Regions from separate parts of the Homo sapiens genome. Here region 2 is linked to region 1. A link is a loop called in an ENCODE intact Hi-C map of the cell type or tissue named here. Cell type or tissue: mammary epithelial cell. All regions are shown on one strand. Each heading gives the region's core, and the rest is flanking DNA. Links, peaks and the distances in the headings are about the cores only.

Region 1 (2,820 bases), core at 257-2,756:
GGTGGAAAGGCAACGTGTGAGGGAGCGGTGGGAATGGGGACCCCAATTTGGCCAATGAAAACATGAGCCACTTTCTGGCATTACATAGGGCACTCCTTAAAGAAAAACAGGCAACTCTAGACTTTAGAATCCCAGAAATGTGCGGAAAGCAAGCTGTCCTCATAATGGAATGTTATTTTTTGAACTGCAGGTATAAGCCTATCCTGCTTCCTCTAGTACCTGAGAAAGGTTATTAAGCCCAGGAATCAGAGGATACATGGCTCATTCCTATACTACAGCTTAGTTTACATAATAAATGTCATGTCATATTACGTATCATGTCATATTACACAAACGTCAATGTCTATGGCATTTTGACAAACGTTTTCAACTTCCCCATGGTTTGGTTAAGAAATCATTTCACTTTTTCTTCTGAAGCTGGTGCTTCCAGCCTCTTGCTGCCGGCACCACCTCCACCTTCACCTGTCCCCCTGAGGCAGCCTCTTGCTGTCCTCCTGGGGCACACAGCCACAGCCCACCTCCGTTTCCCAGTTGGCATAAGAATTCTTAGAGGTTTCTTCGGCTATTGTAACGTTTTCTTCTAGTGCAGTTTTTCAGTGTACACTGTTACGAGAAGACTCATTCAAAAGACCTATAAGAATTCTAATTATTTGTAGGTTTTACTAACAAGTTACATGGTGATTGTGAGCCATTGATGACTGGCAAAGAAAAATTACTTTTGGCCATTTAAAAGTGTATCTCACTTTGATATTTATCTCATTTTACCTCTACCAAGTCACCTTGATCACAGAATAAAGCGTCATTTTGATCAACCTAATGTTATGAATAAAAAAATACAATCCTCCTTCTACCAAATAGATATTGACCCGGGGCATGGAAGGCCATGCTGATTTTAGGTTCATCTGCAAACTCCCTTGTGATTTCATAAGTGCTTTAAAAGTAGTTTTCAGATTAAATATAGGATAACTATTAGGAACACAGTCTTTGGAGCCCTACAGAACATGGGTTTGAAGTCTGGATTTTCCATTTCCATTACCTAATAGTACTATTACTTAATATTATTCCTGTTCAAAATGTGAGTAATAGTTATGGTCAAAAGTGCATGCTGAGAATCACATGGAAAAAAAAGTTTACAGCTTACTTAGAAAAGAGTATAAAGTTGATAAATACCAGCTATTATTCTTGTTATTATTAGGTATTTATAATCTCTTAGGCTACCTTTAACTGCTGCGCCTCCATTTTTCTAGGTAAAATATAACCGGCAAAATGTTACTTGGATAATATTAACCCTAGAAATAGATAAGTAAAAGCCATTAGTGCCAAGGACCTGGAGAATAACTGAATTTCAGTAACCTGTACTGCAAATTGGTACATCTGCCATTGTTGTATTTGAATTTAAGATCAGCTTATTCCTTCGTGTCAGAAAAAGGCAATTTTTTCAATGTTTGTTTTCCCAAATAGCCACCAAAACAAAGAGATGAATGAAGTCCCAGTCCTTTCACATTTGATGAAATTACATAAATACGTAGCAAACATTGATGTGGCTTGCACATCATCCAGAAGGTTGAAGCTGTGGCTCTGATGAGGCTTCCCTCCTACTCCCAACCACACCACAGCATATGATGTCTGCTCTATGTCGGGTGTTTCTGGGCTTTCAGACAGTGAGATTTTTAATGCATTTGGTGTGAGTCATGAATGTAAATGTCCATATCTGCCTGTTCTCTGCCTCTCAAAGTCCAAGATCTAAACAGCAGTTTCCCAACCCCTGCTGGGCCATCTTTATAAAGTGCTTCGCGCCATCTAGCGTCCTATGGAGGCATAGACGTGGGACTCCGTGTGGAGGGAACTGGCTCATCAGCCACGTTGCAAGTAACTACAGCACAGAAGAGCAATAGAGTCAATTATTTATTTTACTTTAGATATCGCTGAATTTTGAAAAATTAACTTCCTGCTTAAATCCACTGATTTTCAAATAAGCCACATAAAATTAAAGGTCAAAATACCTTTTACATTCTATTAGGGATGCAATCAAATACTGTTTTGCTTTTATTGCGGAGACTTTCGTTGCTGTGTTTTTATCACTTGCAGCTGTCGTTGTGTAAATACGCTTTCTCACAATGAGGGCTCTCTTAGGATCCACTTGAAACCACAGCACGCTTGCACGCTTCTCACAGTGCCTCTATCACTGTAACTGTTGTCACGCCTCTATATTTTTCATTCTTCTCTTTTTTTCAGATTGTCTACAAAGCCTGGCTCTGTTCCCAGTATTTTGAAGTCACACAGTTTAACTGCAGAAAGACAATTCCTTGCAAGCAATACTGTTTGGAGGTTCAGACGAGGTGTCCATTTATATTGCCCGACAATGATGAAGTCATCTACGGAGGCCTCTCCAGTTTCATCTGTACAGGTACAGTGCCGGGTGGGAGTCTGTACACCAGTCTCCGGTGGTTTTGCTTTCTTGTGTGATGTTTGTTTGCTTTGCTGTTTCCTTTCACTGATATAACCTTGAAGATGCGGCTGGTAGTTTTCCGCACTTTCACTAATAGAAGCACCGAAAGCTCCCCTCAACAGGTCTGGAAATGATTCAGCTTCTGTACCACATGGTCTATCTGTAACTGAGACCACAGTTATTCACTGTGTGAAAGAAGAAATCTGATGGCAAAATATTAGCAATCATTAGATATACTTACATGTGACCTAGTATAGGTTAGATTCAGCCTGCATTGCCTTTGAATTCCATAAGAACAGGAGATGTGCTAAGGCCAGTGAAATAATGCTTTTCAAATTAGTCAGAAGTTTATGTTCTCTTGCCTATTTTCT
Region 2 (2,820 bases), core at 50-2,549, 1.0 Mb before region 1:
CTTTTAAAAATACAAAAAAGTGCATTACCCATAGTGAATTACAATGAATTTCCGAAAAACAATTTGGCAAAAGGCTAAACAATTTCAAATACAATTAAAAAGTCCTAAGTCATAAAGGCACTATTATTTCTTTAAAGATCTTTAAGTCCATCCTAGATTGATAATTTTGGGAACAGCTTGTTTAAAAATAAAAACTGTTCATACATTTAAAAAAAATGTGCAGGTTCAAGTGAAGACTGTAAAAAGTGGAAAGGGAGTTCGTGTGTCAATGCCGACATCCACATCCCAGCAGAGAATGAGGACCCCACACCCCATGGGCTCATTAATTACTCTGGGTGAATCACAGCTTCCAATCACATGTGAAGTAATGTGGAACTCAGATTCAGTATTCTTATATCAATCTCTCTCCTCTTCTGTTAAGCATTGGGAAGTTAAGAAACCATGCCAGCTGCACAGCTGAAATGGAAACACAAATAGCTGCTATCAAGGTGTTGGAGACACCACAGAATGAATTATCTATTTCCCTAATGGTTACCCACATGCCATCAATAATGAAAAAGTGTGTATTAATAGTCCTATGGGACAAATGAACAGTAACTGCCTATGGAGATGCTGGATAATAACTGGATGGTTCAGACAGCATCTTTAACTAGGATTTAAATCTGTATGAGCAGATAGCTCAAAAATTATACCAGGCAGCTACTTAGTAGCTTTTTCATGCTTGAAAATCTTGGCAAATAGAGTCAACTCTGGCAGAAGTAAAATGAGAGATTATTGTTACTATGGAAGCCAACCACAATTTGTTCTGAGATTATAAATATCTGAAATGTTTAAAACAAATCCACTAGCCTAAAACTGTAGTGATGTTAGACTGATAATGAAATTCACAAAGTTTCCAATTTATAAATGGGCAATGTTCTAAAACTTTACCTATAAACTAGATGGATGAAACTTAGAATATTTGTTTTGTATAAAACCAGTGTTATATAACATTGAGTATGTGAAAGTAAGTACAACTAGAAGCCTTACTAGAAGTATCTAGATTCTCAGGCTAGCTCATAAATGCATGTAGTCCCTGTACTGGAAATACTACATCTTTGCAAGGGATTTCAGCAGAATATACTGTTGTAGGAGTTCACACCATGTGAAACAGAAACATAAAATATAATAATGTATTACAAAATCTGTCATTTGAGGAAAAATATCTTACTTAGAAGAACTAGAGCATCTTTTAAGTCCACACGAAAAAAGGCTATTTAAAGGTCTTAAGACTTTCCTGGGGCAACTAAACAAGGATTAGAAAGATTTCAGAATCTGGGTAATACATTAAACAGAGAAACAGAAATAGATTCCCCTGAGATAAGTTATGAGAAGAGATCATGGGAAAATGTTAGATCCAACAGTTTCCTGCACCTATCACTAAGTTATATTGTTAGCCCAGGGCAATTTGGTTAGTAAACCCTCTTATCCACATGCCAAGAGGTCTTTGATGTGCCCAAGAAGAGGGCAGTGTGCCAAGGGCTACCTGTAGGTACCTGGCTTGCTTTAATCATTCCAAGTTAACTGTCAGTGGGAGGCAGTGTGGTGCAATGGAAAGGAGACAGTGTTTTGAGTCATGGTCTGTTAAGAGATAGGTAGCTTTTGCCAACTCACTTAGCCTCTCTAAATATATATTTCCTCGTATGTAAAAGGAGGATGAAAGATTAAATTGAACTACTGTTGAGATAAAATGTAATAGTGTGTTAAGTGCAGCTACTTCTATGAGACAAAATTTAAATTACTTAATTATGTACTATAGCAGAGTATGTGAAAGTAAGGACAACTAGAAGCCCTATTAGTCCTAGATCAAATAATGGATATGATTCCCTAGAGGTACCGTATCTGAACACAGGAAGTAATCAGAGCAATGCACTCTTTCTCTGTTAAAACCAAACTCAGGTAGTAGATCCTCTAGAAAGCTTTCCTTGGACCCCTATTCCCTCCTGCCACCCATTCCACATTCTGTAGTTTGTGCAAACTTACGTGGCAGAAGTTACTATTACAGCGTAATTAACCTGCTTACACAGGCTGTGAGTTCCTCGATGACAGAGACCTCGTCCTATTCAACTCTACATTTTCTGTACGCAGCAGTGCCTGATGCATAGTGGGCCTCTATTAACGATTATTTAATTGAGCAGCTGATGTCTTAGGTAGGATATCATGACATTAACACTAAATCGGCAATCAAGAAATCTTACACAGTAAAATAAAATTTGATATTTTAGTCAAAGACGAGTGATTTCCCTAAGCATGCATACAAATAAGTATTGATCCACGAACCCCCTCCCGTCAAAAGAGATCAGTGAAAAATCCAATATCAACACACAAAGCCAATATACTCATCTCTTTCTATCCAGTTACTATCACATAGTAAACATAAATAAGAGTTGTTAAATGGGGACGGACTTTTTTTTGGTTTCGATACCTTGGGTAGTAATACTAGTAATTCATTTTACTTAAATGTTGACTAAAATCTACAGCAAAATTGACTTCGATTGTATGGGGTGCTTTTTTGATGTTTCCTGAATAACCCCAGAACTTCCTGTCATGATATTCACAGGTCTAAACCTGTTACTGTCGTGATTAGATCGGGGCTCTCCCTCTCTCCAACCTAGTAGCTGGAATTATTCTATTTTACTTTTCATGTCTGTGTGGGAGGGTGGGGGAGCGGAGGGTTGGATTTTAGGGATCTTAGGTTTGTACACATTACTGGAAATACAATTGACATAGAACACTAAGATACGTTTTAGGTTCCAATTACAAAACGACACCCGGCGAGCC

The links. A loop is a pair of places that touch in the nucleus more often than their neighbours do. Peaks named below come from ENCODE experiments on the same cell type or tissue, not always from the same donor. Only the 100,000 strongest peaks of a DNase experiment are listed, where the experiment ranks them.
Region 2: a loop joins it to region 1, with 18 times the contacts of the local background. A loop is called at or near these places in 3 of 110 quality-filtered maps.

Annotation. Positions count from the first base shown.
Region 1 is chr13:107,210,171-107,212,990 of GRCh38, reverse strand. It overlaps NALF1 (NALCN channel auxiliary factor 1), which reads left to right. Exons shown (of 3, transcript NM_001080396.3): 2 at 2,236-2,407. Among named protein-coding and RNA genes, the nearest start is that of SNORD31B, 110 kb to the left of the region's middle. In mammary epithelial cell, for the core only: a CTCF peak has its summit at 1,810 (motif pointing left); a DNase peak (open chromatin) is centred at 1,760.
Region 2 is chr13:108,218,965-108,221,784 of GRCh38, reverse strand. The region is part of intron 1 of ABHD13 (abhydrolase domain containing 13); the gene reads right to left. Among named protein-coding and RNA genes, the nearest start is that of ABHD13, 2.0 kb to the right of the region's middle. In mammary epithelial cell, for the core only: a CTCF peak has its summit at 1,576; a DNase peak (open chromatin) is centred at 1,524; H3K4me3 peaks cover 723 bases; H3K27ac peaks cover 239 bases.